2 separate regions of the Homo sapiens genome follow, and region 1 is linked to region 2. The links are chromatin loops, found by intact Hi-C in ENCODE. Cell type or tissue: heart right ventricle. All regions are shown on one strand.

The links. Hi-C counts contacts between places; a loop is a spot of excess contacts. Peaks named below come from ENCODE experiments on the same cell type or tissue, not always from the same donor. Only the 100,000 strongest peaks of a DNase experiment are listed, where the experiment ranks them.
Region 1: a loop joins it to region 2, with 2.3 times the contacts of the local background. A loop is called at or near these places in 2 of 110 quality-filtered maps.

Annotation. Positions count from the first base shown.
Region 1 is chr13:31,997,825-32,005,824 of GRCh38, reverse strand. No RefSeq gene overlaps it. Among named protein-coding and RNA genes, the nearest start is that of FRY-AS1, 30 kb to the left of the region's middle. In heart right ventricle, CTCF peaks have their summits at 4,164 and 4,370 (motif pointing left); DNase peaks (open chromatin) are centred at 4,174 and 7,415; H3K27ac peaks cover 3,073 bases.
Region 2 is chr13:31,843,541-31,851,540 of GRCh38, reverse strand. It overlaps LOC124903150 (a long non-coding RNA gene), which reads left to right and starts at 2,805. Exons shown (of 3, transcript XR_007063747.1): 1 at 2,805-2,885. LOC124900336 (a long non-coding RNA gene) reads right to left here and starts at 4,336. Exons shown (of 2, transcript XR_007063748.1): 1 at 1-4,336. It also overlaps the pseudogene EEF1DP3. RefSeq lists enhancers at 3,720-4,219, 4,220-4,721 and a silencer at 4,570-5,089. In heart right ventricle, no CTCF peak of the experiment used is centred here; a DNase peak (open chromatin) is centred at 4,900; H3K4me3 peaks cover 4,629 bases; H3K27ac peaks cover 5,811 bases.

The DNA.
Region 1 (8,000 bases), 150 kb before region 2:
AATTGATTCATCATATCAATATCAAAATTAAAATCATATTAATATATACTCAGTAAATAACTATAATGTTGATTCATTTTGGGTGCTTCCACAATTCTATTTTAAAACAATTTTACAATAAGAATACATAAAAATCCCAAGCATTTGAAAGGGAAACTGTTTGTTTTAAATAAAGGCTCTGCACATTTGTTATTTTGAGGTACATCACCTTGGACTTCAGGATCAATATATGATGTTAGCATAGGGAAGTTTAAGCAAGAATTGAGCCACATTGAAACTCATGGCACTTTAGTAAGACTAAATAAAAACACACTGGCTAGGCTATAAAATCTGACAAATTAATAATCTGAACAAAAACTACAGCTCAAAAAATTATTTTATTGGGAAGGAAAACACTAACCCACAAAAATGGTTCTTTTGGTGTATCACCAGCTAAAAGACTTTTGTTCACAAATATTATTTTGTACACAATATTAACCCTATTTGTAGAATATAACATGTCTGTTTCTTAAGAGACTAATACAATTTTGATTCCTTCCTCGGGGAAAAAAAGATGTGACTGAGTTAGAGAGGTGATCCATCCTTTGGTTGTCATTTTTTATCTCTTTACTGCATAGGTTTGGGTTGCTTCAGGAGTGGGAGCATCCTGGCCTGAAGTGACACTGGATTCTTCTTGCTGCTGCTGAGTGGAGCCACTCAGCAACCTCAATCTATGCAACTAGGCCACTCTGTCCTGGACCTGCCATGACACTCACGGACTTTTAGGCAATGCAATTTGATTTACTGTGTTCTTAAAGTGTTATTATAACTGAACCATGTAACCTACATTCTTGAACATTCTGGAAGAAAAAGTGGCCTACAAGGGAGAGCTTATTATTATGCCCAGATAAGGTAATCATAAAAGCCAGGAAGCATGTTTCCTCCTGACTTCTGCTCTTAAAATAATCTCTTTTACATGATCAAGAATTTATCTCAAAACGTTCCCATATACTAGGCTGAATAAGGATGTCAGCGCAGCCCTAGTAGAGATTCCCAACTAAATTCTATCTTAGTGCCAAGCAAGAAAGCTCTCTAGGATTGTTTTTAACGGTGTACTTTCCCCCTCCTCCACAGGAAACACAAAACTGGGAAAATATCTGTCAGGAAGCAAAATAGAATCTAGATATTTTTAAAAGAATCTAAAAGTAATTCTTTTTTTGAAAGCCCCAACCATGGCAAGGAAAGAAAAGTAATTCTTTTTCAGAACAGGACAATGTAATTTCAAGGAAAAATATAATTTAGGTCTCATTTTTTATTAAAGTGGAATTATAAGGTATAATTACACTGACAATAACATCTGGTATGAGGTATTGCATTATAGTTTAACAAGCACATGACTATATATTGTCTCATTTAAGATTCATAATACCCCACTGGAGTTCTAAGCAGCGAAAAAATTGGACCCATTCCACCAATTAAGAAACTGAGGCTTTGAAAAACCAGTTCTGCCACCGAAATGGGCAGGAGAAGGCAGATATCAAGGTGAAGGTTCATCTCGTACAAGTGAAGGGCCAATGACTACCCTTTCAGAGTGCTAGCCTGTGACATGCTCCCATCATACCGTCAAAGGCACATGGGGGCTCCAGGCACAAACTCAGGTGAGCACACGCTTCCTGAGAGGTATAGTAGTGAGAGGCACCAGAGTACAGGGCCTGGAGCCTGGACCCCAGGTGGGAATCCTGCTAGGCTACAGCCTTGCCATGTGACTGGGAAGGTTACTGCACCCTCTGAGCCTCAACTTTCTCTTTTTTTTACTTTTATTTTAGGTTCGGGGGTACACGTGGAGGTTTGTTATACAGGTAAACTCATGTCACGAGGGTTTGTTGTACGGATTATTTCATCACCCAGGAATTAAGCCCAGTACCCAGTAGTTATATTTTCTGCTCCTCTCCCTCCTCCCACCCTCTGCCGTCAAGTAGACACCAGTGTCTGTAGTTTCCTTCTTTGTGTTCATAAATTCTCATCATTAGCTCCTGCTTATAAGTAAGAAAATACAGTATTTGGTTTTCTGTTCCTGCGTTAGTTTGCTGAGAATAAGAGCCTCCAGCTCCATCCATGTTCCCATGAAAGACATGATCTCAGTTTTTTTATGGCTGCACAGTATTCCATGGAGTATATGAAATACTATGCATTTTCTTTTATCTTCATCATTTTCTTGTCTTTTCATCTTTATCATTCTCTTTATCCCATCTGTCATTGATGGGCATTTAGGTTGATTCCATGTCTTTGCTATGTGAATAGTGCTGCAGTGAACATGCGTGTGCATGTGTCCTTATGGCAGAATGATTTATATTCCTCTGGGTATATACCCAGTCATGGGATTGTTGGGTTGAATGGTAGTTCTGCTTTTAGCTCTTTGAGGATTGCCATACTGCTTTCCAGGGGCTCACCTTTCTATAAAGTGGGGTATAGCAATAATATCTATGTCAGTGGGTCAATGTCGTGGTTATAAAGCACACAGTAAAAACTCAAAAATGCCAAAGATTACTGTTATACCTTTGCAAGTACCAGAAAGCTCTTTCATTACCAAATTTATTTCTAATATAAAAAATAAAATGACTCAGGCCTGTCATGGCTGAGCAGAAACAAGGATTTCTGGGGAAATGGTCTGATTATAAATTAGATTAAGAAGGGACAGGTGCATGCACAGATGATGGGGTTTTACACTACTTTATGCATTTACGTTCTGGACACAGGCCGAGAGTTACTGGCAAAGGGAAATCAGTGTTTGCTCAAGGAACAAGTCTCTACCATAGAGCAAGCCAGCAGAGAGAAAGGCCTGGGGTCTGAGGGGTAGTCACAGATCCTGGCTTCTCTTGCATCACTGAGGCATGCCTGCAACGGACATCTTCCTCAGCCCTTGACACATTGATTTAGTGAATGCATTAGATACTTGGGCAGATTTAAACAAACAAAAAAAATTTTCTGCTATTTCTTCATATTCTAATGCCCTTTTTGAGATCCCAGCTTCTGAGAATAACTCTCAAGACCAACTTTCTCATAAACCGTGGTTAAAAAAAATCATTTCACTTATAATTTACCTTTTGCATTTTTTGTGTGTTCTTAAAAAAAATCTGAAACATCCCATCTAACATTACGTTGTTGAAACTTTGGTGATTTCTGTATAGAGATTATATGAGTTAAAAAATAAACTTTTAAAGTTTAAAAAAGTTTAAATAAAAATAAACTTTTAAACTTGTGTAGTCCATATTTTCTTCAGTGGCATTGGTTATAAGGCTATTGGCAGTTACTTCTACAGAATTTAGGTAATTAGAGTCTAGTGCTAAAAAAGTACACATGTGGCCGGGCCCAGTGGCTCACACCTGTAATCCCAGCACTTTGGGAAATCGAGGTGGGCAGATCACTTGAGGTCAGGAGTTCAAGACCAGCCTGACCAACATGGTGAAACCCCATCTCTACTAAAAATACAAAAATGAGCCAGGTGTGGTGGTGGGCGCCTGTAATCCCAGCTACTTAGGAGGCTGAGGCATGAGAATCACTTGAACCTGGGAGGCGGAGGTTGCAGTGAGCCGAGATTGCACCATTGCACTCCAGCCTGGGCGACAGAGTAAGACTCTGTCTCAAAAAAGAAAAAAAAAAAAGCACACATGAACATGTATTCCCTCACATTGGAGCTCACTTCACCACCACAGATAATAAGCATAAATTTAGAGTTGTCTCTTTTAAGTCTGTGTCCTACATCCTGCAGGAGAGCTCTCTATGGCAAGGGTTGTCTTTTGCAAGTCATTTATATTCTAGTAGCACCAGCGGTAGTTCTGCACTCAAACCTCCTGCAGTGGCTCTTCCCCCTCATGCCAAGTTCATGACTGTATCTAGAGTTCATGTGTTTGCCCCAGTGAGGAACACTAGCCATGGTCCAGGTCCTGAGAGCCAAGCCTCACAGAATCCTTGGCAACAAAGAATTCCACCACTACCCCTTGGACCCTAAAAGTGGCTGTGATGTCAATGTCAGCATTTTGGTTTTCTCTTTGGCTCATGCCATCCACCCCAGTTCTCGAGGGCACCAAAATACACTGCTGAGGCTGGCAGGGCAAGCAAGCACTTCACTTCCCAGCCAGAACAACCAGGCCATGGGAGGTGACAAAACCATCACAGGCCCCTGTCACCACCACCTGCCTACACTGATGATAAGCCCCTTCCAAAGCTAATCGGTTGCTCACTCTTTTGGAAGAGTTGAATTCCTCCAGATTGCTCCAGGCTTGCAAATCTCCCAGGGGTTGTACAATGCACAGGTCTCAAGTCCCAAGCAGCTCCCAGCCTCAGGGAGCTTTATTTTCTCTCCAGCTGGGTAGGTGACACCTAGTGGTAGCAATTAATAAAACTCCCCAAAGGAGAGGATGTTTGAGGTCACTGACCAGTGGTGGAGGTGAATTTCAAACTCCAGTTCTATGAATCTGTGCTCATTCCAGCCCTTCACTCTGTCTATAAGAGATATGATCCCTAAAGGGCTTTATATTTGCAATGCATTTTCTTATACATGATATTCTAGGCATCTAACAATAATCCTAAGAGGTGACAGTTATTACACAATAACATTATTGTGTAATATTGTGTAATAACATATTATGAAAAAATCTCCTTGATTCTTTCACTTTCTCTCTTTTTTTTTTTTGAGACCCTGTCTCTTCTTTTTTTTTTTTTTTTATTGATCATTCTTGGGTGTTTCTCGCAGAGGGGGATTTGGCAGGGTCATAGGACAATAGTGGAGGGAAGGTCAGCAGATTAACAAGTGAACAAAGGTCTCTGGTTTTCCTAGGCAGAGGACCCTGCGGCCTTCCGCAGTGTTTGTGTCCCTGGGTACTTGAGATTAGGGAGTGGTGATGACTCTTAACGAGCATGCTGCCTTCAAGCATCTGTTTAACAAAGCACATCTTGCACCGCCCTTAATCCGTTTAACCCTGAGTGGACACAGCACATGTTTCAGAGAGCACAGGGTTGGGGGTAAGGCCACAGATCAACAGGATCCCAAGGCAGAAGAATTTTTCTTAGTACAGAACAAAACGAAAAGTTTCCCATGTCTACTTCTTTCTACACAGACAGGGCAACCATCCGATTTCTCAATCTTTTCCCCACCTTTCCCCCCTTTCTATTCCACAAAACCGCCATTGCCATCCTGGCCCGTTCTCAATGAGCTGTTGGGTACACCTCCCAGACGGGGTGGTGGCCGGGCAGAGGGGCTCCTCACTTCCCAGAAGGGGTGGCCGGGCAGAGGCGCCCCTCACCTCCCGGACGGGGCGGCTGGCCGGGCGGGAGGCTGACCCCCCCACCTCCCTCCCGGACCGGGCGGCTGGCCGGGCGGGGGGCTGACCCCCCCACCTCCCTCCCGGACCGGGCGGCTGGCCGGGCGGGGGGCTGACCCCCCCACCTCCCTCCCGGACGGGGTGGCTGCTGGGCGGAGACGCTCCTCACTTCCCAGACGGGGTGGCTGCCGGGCGGAGAGGCTCCTCACTTCCCAGTAGGGGCGGCCGGGCAGAGGCGCCCCTCGCCTCCCGGATGGGGCGGCTGGCCGGGCGGGGGGCTGACCCCCCCACCTCCCTCCCGAACGGGGTGGCTGCCGGGCGGAGGGGCTCCTCACTTCTCAGACGGGGCGGTTGCCAGGCAGAGGGTCTCCTCACTTCTCAGACGGGGCGGCCGGGCAGAGACGCTCTTCACCTCCCAGATGGGGTCGAGGCCGGGCAGAGGCGCTCCTCACATCCCAGACGGGGCGGCGGGGCAGAGGCGCTCCCCACATCTCAGACGATGATGGGCGGCCGGGCAGAGACGCTCCTCACTTCCTAGATGTGATGGCGGCCGGGAAGAGGCGCTCCTCACTTCCTAGATGGGATGGCGGCCGTGCAGAGATGCTCCTCACTTCCCAGACGGGGTGGCGGCTGGGCAGAGGCTGCAATCTCGGCACTTTGGGAGGCCGAGGCAGGCGGCTGGGAGGTGGAGGTTGTAGCGAGCCGAGATCACGCCACTGCACTCCAGCCTGGGCACCATTGAGCACTGAGTGAACCAGACTCCGTCTGCAATCCCAGCACCTCGGGAGGCCGAGGCTGGCGGATCACTTGTGGTTAGGAGCTGGAGACCAGCCCGGCCAACACAGCGAAACCCCATCTCCACCAAAAAAATACGAAAACCAGTCAGGCGTGGCGGCACGCGCCTGTAATCGCAGGCACTCAGCAGGCTGAGGCAGGAGAATCAGGCAGGGAGGTTGCAGTGAGCCGAGATGGCAGCAGTACAGTCCAGCTTCGGCTCGGCATCAGAGGGAGACTGGGGAGAGGGAGACTGGAGAGGGAGAGGGAGACGGGAGAGGGGGAGGGGGAGGAGGAGGGGGAGGGGGAGGGGGAGAGGGAGAGGGAGAGGGACTTTCTCTTGATAAGAAATGATGCAGTAGGCAGAAATTATAAAGCTGCTCCCCAAACATGTCCTGCTCTAATCCCTGGAATATGATGAAATATCATCCCAGGATCATTTTAGACAGCAGAAATGATCTTAAAATACGGAGAGTGTCCAGGTGGGTGTCATCTAATCACATAAGCCCTTAAAGGTAGAGAGCTTTCTCTGGTTGGTGGCAGAAGAAGGAAACAGAGGGACCTGAAGCATTAGGGTCACTGCTGGCTTAAAGGTGGAGGGGCCACATGGAAGAAAGGCAGGCAGCCCCAGGAGCTGTCCTATGACTGAATATTTGTGTCCCTCCTCTCCTAATTTATATGTTGAAACCCTAACCTCCAATGTGATGATATTGTCAGATGGAGCCTTTGGGAGGCAATTAGGGTAGGATGAGGTCATGAGTTTGGGATACTGGTTTGGTGGGATTAGTTCCCTTAGAAGAGATACCAGACAGCTCTCTTGCTCCCCCAACCCCTCCAATGTGAGGACACAGCCAGAAGGCATCTATAAGCCAGAAGAGCATCCTCATGATAATGTGACCATGCAGGCACCTTGATCATAGACTTCCAGTCTCCAGAACTGTGAAAAAATAAATGCCTGTTGTTTAAACCAGCCTGTGGTATTTTGTTATGGCACTTGAGCACACTAAGACAAGCTGACAGCCAACAAAGAAAGAGGGACCTCAGTCCCACAACTGTAAGGATATGGATTCCTCCAACACCCTGAAAGAGTCTGGAAATGGATTCTTCCCCGTAGCCTCCAGGTAAAAGCCCATCTGGATCAAAACCTTCATTTTGGCCTTGTGGGACCTTGAGCAGAGGATCAAGTTTTAACCCATGCCTGGGTTCCTGATCCAAAGAAAACTGAGATAACAAGTGGATGTTGTTTTAAGTGGCTAAATTAGTGGTGATTTGTCACCAATAATAGAAAACGAAAGCCCCAGAATCAGGACTCCATCCTTTCAAACACACGCGCATACGCGCACGCACACACACACAGGCACACACCCCATCCTATCCTGGTACTAAAGGGCTACTCTGAGCTAGTTATCACATTTCCCTCCTTTCTGGTTATTCCAGTGGCCACTCACCTACTTCCTGCTCTCATTATCTTTATCTGCATTCTTATCTGGCTTCCCTCCTTCAGTCTCCCCACCCTTTTCTCTAATCCTAGGCAATGCTGCCAGATTCCATTTCTTAACATAGTTCCAAACACCATTCTCTGGAACAGTGCTGCTAAGAATAAAGTTTTCACCAGTCCAGGGTATTAAGAAAAATAAAATAAAATAAGGAAAATGCTGTGAGTTTATATAAATATTATATTTATATATAAATATATATATGTAAAGCTAAATATTTTACATTTGAAGAACTTTTTTTCTAACTTTCCATGGTAAGATGATCTTTTTCTATGAAATGACAATTATGGTTGTAGTAGGCTGCAGCACAAATGGTCACAAATTTGTTCCTGTTTGTGTGTCCCTTTGCAATGTGACGTAGTAGCTCCTTTTGTCAAGAGGAGGAATCTATTTATTTACCTATTGAATCTAGGCTAGCCTGTGTTACTTG
Region 2 (8,000 bases):
CTAGCTCTTACACTGAGTGTGGGGTTATTTGGGCTATGCTAATTGGCTTTAGATCCTGGGACTGCTTCAGAGAGGGTGCTAAGCTAGTTTCTGTGCCATTCCTTCTGCTGGCATCTTCATCTAGCATCCTGTCCTTGGTCTAAAAGTGCGCTCTGCCTGAGCAGGCGGCAGCAGTGAGGAAGCAGAGGCACTGGCAGATGGAGATCTGTGTTGCCCAGCAAGGTTTCTTTCTCTTTTCCTTCATAACATGTCAAAATGTAAAGACGGCCATTTTGGGGGTTAAAAAATGGACTCTAGGGCAATGTACCTAAGTAGATATATATATTCTTGGGGATGTATTTCCAAGCAAGGTCACAAGCACTGAGTTTCTGCTTCAGAAAGGCCTACAGACACTTCTCTGTTAATTCTGGTAGATGTTAAATGTACAATAGGACAAGTATGTAAAATTGGACTAAGTATAGAGTTCAAGAAATTGATTTTAGACCATACAACAGAACCAAGATGTAAGTTGTTACGTAATCCTTCAGTGATCAAGATGAATAAAAGATATAATGGAATTTCTTCTATCCTAAACTAGCTTTGTAATGGCATATTTGGAATAGGACCCTGTAAATTAAATCAAGGACTGCTTCGCCTTTTTCAGGTTTGGCATTCCTGTCAGTGTCATAATTTTAAGAATATGTATTCTAACCAACAGGAGGGTAGCGAGCTTCTCAATGTGTCTCCACGGCTTCCATGGAGGATATTTACTCACTAATTCTACTAACTATTTTATTGAGCAGGTTTACTATGTAAAACAGACTGTCCTAAGCAATTGGTATATAGTAGAGAACAAAAGATAGAAAAAGTCCTTGCCCTCCTGCAGCTTGAAGTCTAACACCATGAATGACTGTATGGATGAATGAATACATAAAAAATGTAATCAGGTTAGGGATCATGAAACTAAGTGAACACAGATTACCATATTTCATTGATAAGATTACTTTTTCACATTTTAACATCCCTGAAATCAAGATATGTCTTAACATTTATGGTATATTAAAATAACTGACAACTTGGCAGTACTCACAGCACAACTGTCATGTCCCTGCACGTGCATAAACTTGGTCACAGCTATTCATTTTGTTTTCACTTCTACTGAGTTATGGGCATTGTTGGCACTGCACGTGTTCTGTTTAATTGCCACTGAAATGGTTTTCAAAAAGATTACACTATCATTTGGCACTGCAAGGAGACATTACTGTGTATGCATGAAGGCACCAAAACAGCAGTGTGACATAAACGTTCTATTACTAGAGGAAACATTTGTCTTTGTTTGGCATTTCCATATCATTTTACAAAGCAAGATCCAAATGCTTTACCAGACTGAATAAAGAAACACAAAAGTTAAAGAAGCTATGTTACAGTTTGTTACTGAGATTCATGCAAGTGAACCGTCACACCCCAAGCAATGCTACCAATAACACTGACAGGAAAATGTACCGAAACCCAAGGAAGAGATGACGGAAACTTGAAAGCAACGAGACTAGTGTGACCTATTCATGCCTTATCATGGAAGAATATCCTTAAAGTGGAGTGTCATAATAAAATTGGCAATATTTTCTCTTTGTGTACAGCAGAAAAAATAATGCTATGTCTTACAACTGATGGCATTTTTAATTTGATGAAATATAGAAATAAAGATGGATTGCTAGTTAATAAGAAGTTTTAGAAAGAGAACAGCATACAGAGTGGAAGTTTGTTGATTCTGGACAGTTTTAAGTTAATAAGATATTGCAAATGCACAACTTTAGAAAAACTACAATTTCAATAATTTGGCATAGTTTTGCAGATCACTAGCCACTTAAAAAAGTCTATTCACTCTTATTTCTAACAATGTTTTGGGAACACCTTCTATTCTGACGTAAGAGTGTGATAAGAAAGCCTCATGTTCTTTCCCAACTTTAGTTGGTGCTACTTTGATTTTTGGCAGTTTAGAGATATTAGAAGTGAGGTGCTGGATCTGTATTCGAAACTCAAACCTTACTACTGCTACCAAGAATGGAGTGAAATACTTAGACAGGAGGGTCCATTTGAAATCTCAAAGCATGCATATGGGACTTTGAGATTCTTAGCACGAGAGTAACATGAGTAAAATGCCAACTATAAGGATACGTTTCCAGGCAGCATATGGTCACAGCTCAAAAATGAACTTTTTTTAAAGCTTACTACTGCAAATTATTTTAGAAGCAGAGACAGTTAAAAATCATACCAAGGAAGAGAACACACACACGTACACACACACACAACTCTAGGGAAGAGAAATTATAAAACAATGGATGTAGATTATAATAATTTTTTAGGCACAGCTTCAAAACTGTCACAATTGTGACATCAGTTTTTGATACCATTCAGCCAAGCAACAACTACTTTAACATAGAAGTGAGTATCAAATTAGGAATAGGCGTGTGGCTACATCCATCACCAAGACAACAGGTGTAGTTTTATATGGTGAACACGTATTTCAATAGTGTTGAAAATAGACTGCACCTTATACGTGGTATTTCCCACTATGCAGAAGGCCTGCTTTCTGTTCCTAGGGCCCTGCATGGAGAATTCAGGGATTCCCTGGAACTAATACTATTTTCCCCAGCGACTTCATTTCAGTCTTTCCTTTTAGGTAGCCTGGCCCGGGTCAGAAATTCTCTGACAGTTGGTACAAGAGAACGAGTGTGCCAGTGTGAACGCTGCAGGGGATGTGTTGTTGCCAACTGATGGAGTGTACTTCCATATGCAGAGCTAAAATAGACTTGGATGGTTGAGAAGATAGAGACTGCTCTTTAAGTGCCAGTACGGGAAACACTTGGTTACCTGTCTTCTGGGGCCGACTTATCTGAAAGAATGAGGTGGGTTTACATGTTTGGATATTTCCATCTGATTTATAGGCTGGGGATGGGATGGGGAGAGTCTGGAGACCGCCAGTGTTGCCTTTCAGTATACATGTACACAGTGGGGGTTCCCAGTGGGAGAAAACACTCTGTAAAGGGGTCTGATGCACCAGGCCAGTAGAGATAGCATATGTTGCCACTGCATTACAATAAGGGCAACTCTCAAGAAGAACTGGGAGACAGTATAGAGCATGGGCAGGGAGTCAAACAGATCCAGGTTCAAATCCTGCCTCTATCACTTACTTGCCCAATAATCTTGGCAAAATTACCTGAACTCTTTAAATTCAAAAACAGGGAAACTAATAATAATACCTCCTTAGAGTGATTGCAAGAATTAAAGTATTAATATACGTCCACACCTAGTAATGTGTCTGGTGAATAAAATGTGCTCAATGTATGGACACTACTGTGTCACCACTAGGGAAATTCCCTTAAATGTAAATGTTTTTACAGATACGTTTTTTAGCATGGGGTAAATTATATGGACCACAAAATGGCCTTGGCTAAGGCGTTTTGAGGGAATTATGAAGTTGTCTTATGGTAGGAATACATCTTGATAAGAAAGGAAAAATGTAAATGTGAGCATCCACGTGTGATCAGTGAGAATGATGCAGAATTTAACATGCATTTTTTTAGATTTGCTTAATGGCAAGACTATGCGATATCTACCTCTACCTGTCACTACCTCTACCCTGAGCCGCTTTATGATAGATGTGTTCCTACAAACTTGTGTAAAACTCAGTTTTAACTCTAAGCATCACTTCTCTGCACTGGAGGAAGTTTTGTAAAGCAAATAACCCCCACCTAATCTATCTTGCTTTGAAGGCTGAAACCTTCTCCTATCTTCGAGTGGACAGGCATGTGTTCTGTATTTTTTTGCACTGGGCTATCACCCTGAGAGGTGAGCCATAACTTCTACCCACTTTGGTATGCTCCACAGCACCCTTTCCAAAACTGCAAAAGCCAACTGAAAGTATGGGCAATAAGAAAATATTAAAGAATCGACAGAGTAATTATTGGCACCTTGAACACACTAGTGTTTGGGGATGTTTAATTAGATGGCAAGGTAGATTTAATTTTTGAAGCTCTTAGATCATAGATCTTGGTCGAGTCCATTCTACGGGAAGATAACAAGGGGGCATTGACTACCTGCTGCACTGTTTTCAAGCAAAACCCACACTGGGCGGGCTCTGGGTGCCATCTCCACAAAGCCCCCTCCCCAAGGGGGATTCTTCCACAGGGGAATTTTCTCAAGGAAGGTCCCGTGTCAGGAATGCTGCTCAGGTACGGGTTCCCACGTGCCCACACGCAGGGCACGGGCTCACACGGCAGGGCGGGCTGCCTCTTTAAAGGCGCGGACCTCAGGGACCCCCGAATTTGGCTCCTCAAGTCTAGGCATCAAACTTTCTCCTGGAACAAAACCTCTTTCAACCCACATGGAGGCAGGAGGAGGACGGAGCCCTGGGATGCCATCAGCGGCGGCCCGGAGACAGCGCTCCCACCCCCGCCCGCTTCCCTCGGTCCCCACCCTCTTCCTCCGAGGGAAGGCGGCCCAGACCGCACAGCCCCGCCCGGCCCCACCCACCCACTCCCCGGCAGCGAGCCCACAGCCTCACAAAGCTACCTCCCGGGCGCTGCGGTTCCCCGGGGCGAGGGGCAAGCGGGGCTGGGTACCTGAGGAAGAGGCCAGGACACCGGCGCCCAACGAGACCCACAGCATCGCCCCGGCGCCGCCGCCGTAGTTGCCACCGCCGGAGGCTACTTCGCTGCGCCGAGCGCTGGAGCCCCGGGAACCTGGTGCCGCCACCGCCTGCGCTCCCTGCGCTGCGCTGCGCTCGCTGCGCCCGGGCTCTGCTGCCCGGCGACCGCCACGGTCAAGCGGAGCCCCGCCCCGTGCGCGCCGGGCGAGCTGCGGACCCTCCAAGGACGCGCCGCCACCCCGATTGGCTGCGGGAGTCACTGGCCCCGCCCCTGCTCGCCGCGCTCCTCCCACGCCGGGGGCGCGCGCTGCTGGCGGCCCAGAGACTGGCGGCTTCTCCAGGGGCGTCGCGGGAGGGTGCGGTCCGCGCTGGGCGAGGCTTCCTGCGGGCACCGGCGCGCTCGGCCTCCGCTCCTGGGCGCTGCAGTTCTCCCTCTCCTTGCCAGCCCAGAGATAAATAGACGGCCAGAAAGAAAAGAAAAAGAGAAAACATCTCTAGAGCTCTGCGCGGGGAGGGCAGTGGCCGCGGCAGCTGTGGTGTGAAATCTTATTTGTATAAATTCGTTTCTCACGGAAGCCCAGGAAAGGCTGTCTAGGGTGAAGCACTGGAATTGTCACCAAGGCTTTTTTGTTTTTGCTTGTTTTTTAACCTGAAGGTGTCCTTACACACCTCTAGACTTCTTTATCTTATGAAGAAACTAAATCCAGTTAAACAACTTGTCCAAGGTCATAGAGCTGGTTACAGATTGATTCTGTATTTCAATGCTAAATCAAAGCTGCCTCAGCGTTTATTTCTTTTCTGTCCAGAGAAGAGTTGCATTCTCATATGTAATGCTATGTATACTGTATAGCAAACAATCAATTAAAAATATAGAGATAGAAAGTAGATTAGTGGTTGTTGGGGTGGGAGGGCTGGGGAGTGATTGCTAATGGATGGGACTCTCTTAGGGTGATGAGAATGTTCTGCAATTTGATAGTGGGAATGGATGCACAGCTCTGAATATTCTAAAAACCACTGAATTGTACATTTTAAAGGGCTGAACTTTATGGAATGTGAACAGTATCTCAATAATTCTGATGTTTAAAAATGTATTGGCCGGGCACGGGGCTCACGCCTGTAATCCCAGCACTTTGGGAGGCAGAGGCAAGTGGATCACGAGGTCAGGAGTTCGAGACCAGCCTGGCCAACATGCTGAAACCCCGTCTCTACTAAAAATACAAAAATTAGCCGGGCATGGTGGTGCGTGCCTGTAATTCCAGCTAGTCGTGTGGCTGAGGCAGGAGAATTGCTTGAACCCAGAAGGCGATGGTTGCAGTGAGCCGAGATTGTGCCACTGCACTCCAGCCTGGGTGACAGAGCAAGACTCCATCGTGACAATAAAATAAAATATAACTGTATTAACACTTGAGCCCGGGTGGCTGAGGCTGCAGTGAGCTATGATGGTGCCACTGCACTGCAGCCTGGGTGACAGAGAGAGACACTGTTTCAAAAAAAAAAGTATCCAGAGTGATGGTGCTGTGGGGAAATCCACATAAACACATATTTGGAGTATGTCACAATTCTTTCTTTGTGGGCAGAAATTCTGACTTATGTACTAGCATCCATCCATTCATTCAACAATCCACATCCATGTTTATCAAATTACTCTGACATGGGTACAAAGATAAATAATGCATGATCTCTGTCATCAAGGAGTTCCCAGTCTATTGAGGGGACAGTTTATAATATAATAAGGTGTCACTCTAGGGAGGTAAACGAAGTGCAGGTTTAAGGTGCTAAGACAATCATAAAGGGGCTGAAGGATGTGTAATGTTTCAGCAGTGGCCAAAGTGGCTGAGTGTGAGAGGTGTGACAGGAAGTGAAGCTGGACAGTTACAGGACAGAGTAGAACTGTGGACTAGAGCTCAGTTAAAGAGGCACAGGCTAATTAGGAAGTAAATTTTCTATTCCTTCTGGGTCATTTCTATCCCTGGTGTAGTGTGTGATTTTGGTTAATGGTCTCAGTCATCATCATATAAGCAAACAATGGTAACACCAACTGACTTTTGTTTCTACCTTTGTGGTATGTATAAACGGTTTTTGTGCATTGCCTCCTTTGAAGCTCAGAGAGGTGAAGGGGTTGTGCTCAAGGCTGTATGTCTTCTAAGAGACGGAGGTTGGATGAAACTCCATCTACTGACCTTGGATCCTATATTCTCAATATTGTCAACCTTTTGAGTTGTAAAGCTTCCTTATAAGTGCAAAGAACTCTTGAGCTAAAAAAGCTCTCTAAGCAGTAGCAAGTGAAACCTGTTTTTTCACTTGGAGTCTTTCTGTGTTTTGATTGGGAGCTAGAAACATTACAAGCCCTAGGGAAAAAAACTTAGCTACAAGTCTTAGCTCTTCAATTGAGTCTGTTCAACAAAGCCCTGGATTCCAGGTTTCATAAAAAGTGACTCTACAATGTAAAAACAGGAGGCTACCTACTTCTATTGTCAGTATACAAATGTCAGCATACTGAGGGCACCTTCCTTTACATCCATTCATCCTTCCATCCCTCATGGGATTATAAACACCTTTTGAACACAGGTACAGGTGAGCATTCCTAATCAAAAAATCCAAAATCTGAGATGCTCCAAAATCTGAATGTTTTTGAGCACTGACCTGATGGCATAAGTGAAGATTCCATTCCTGACCCTATGTGATGGGTCACAGTCAAGACACAGGTATACAACACACAGTTTACTTAGTGTCCCCAAGGGAAAGAAGACCCCTGCATCAGCTGTGATATTTTTTTTCATGCACATGCAGATTTCCCTATGCAGGCACACCCACATAGGATAATAAAATGGCACATGTGCAGGCTGGACTCTCCAATGGCAGGTTCCCCACGATGCCCCACATTGGGTCAAGTGCATTGCTCACTGTGTTTTTTTGTTTGTTTGTTTGCTTATTTTCTGCTCCATGGTATAAAAATATTATTTAAAATGTCAAAAGGGCCTGGAGATACCCCATGGGTAACAATGATAAGAAATAGAGGAAGCATTTATGTTAATCTATAGCACAGAAATATTAGTTGTTGGAGAAACTGGACAGGGTGTGTGAAACATCTTACAGAAGAGAATGGGGTAGGAATGACCATCATATATGACCTGAAGAATCAGAAGGATACACTGTTGAGGTTCTATGCTGCAAGTGATGAATAGAAGTTAATGAAACATGGGAAAACATTGCATAAAGCTAAAAATGCAGATTTTGATCATGTATTGAAAGAGTGGATGTGTCAGCTTCGCAGTGAACACATGCCACTTAATGGTATACTGATCATGAAACAAGAAAAGAACTATTCATGATGAACTGAAAACTGAAGGGAACTGTGATATTCAACGGTCTG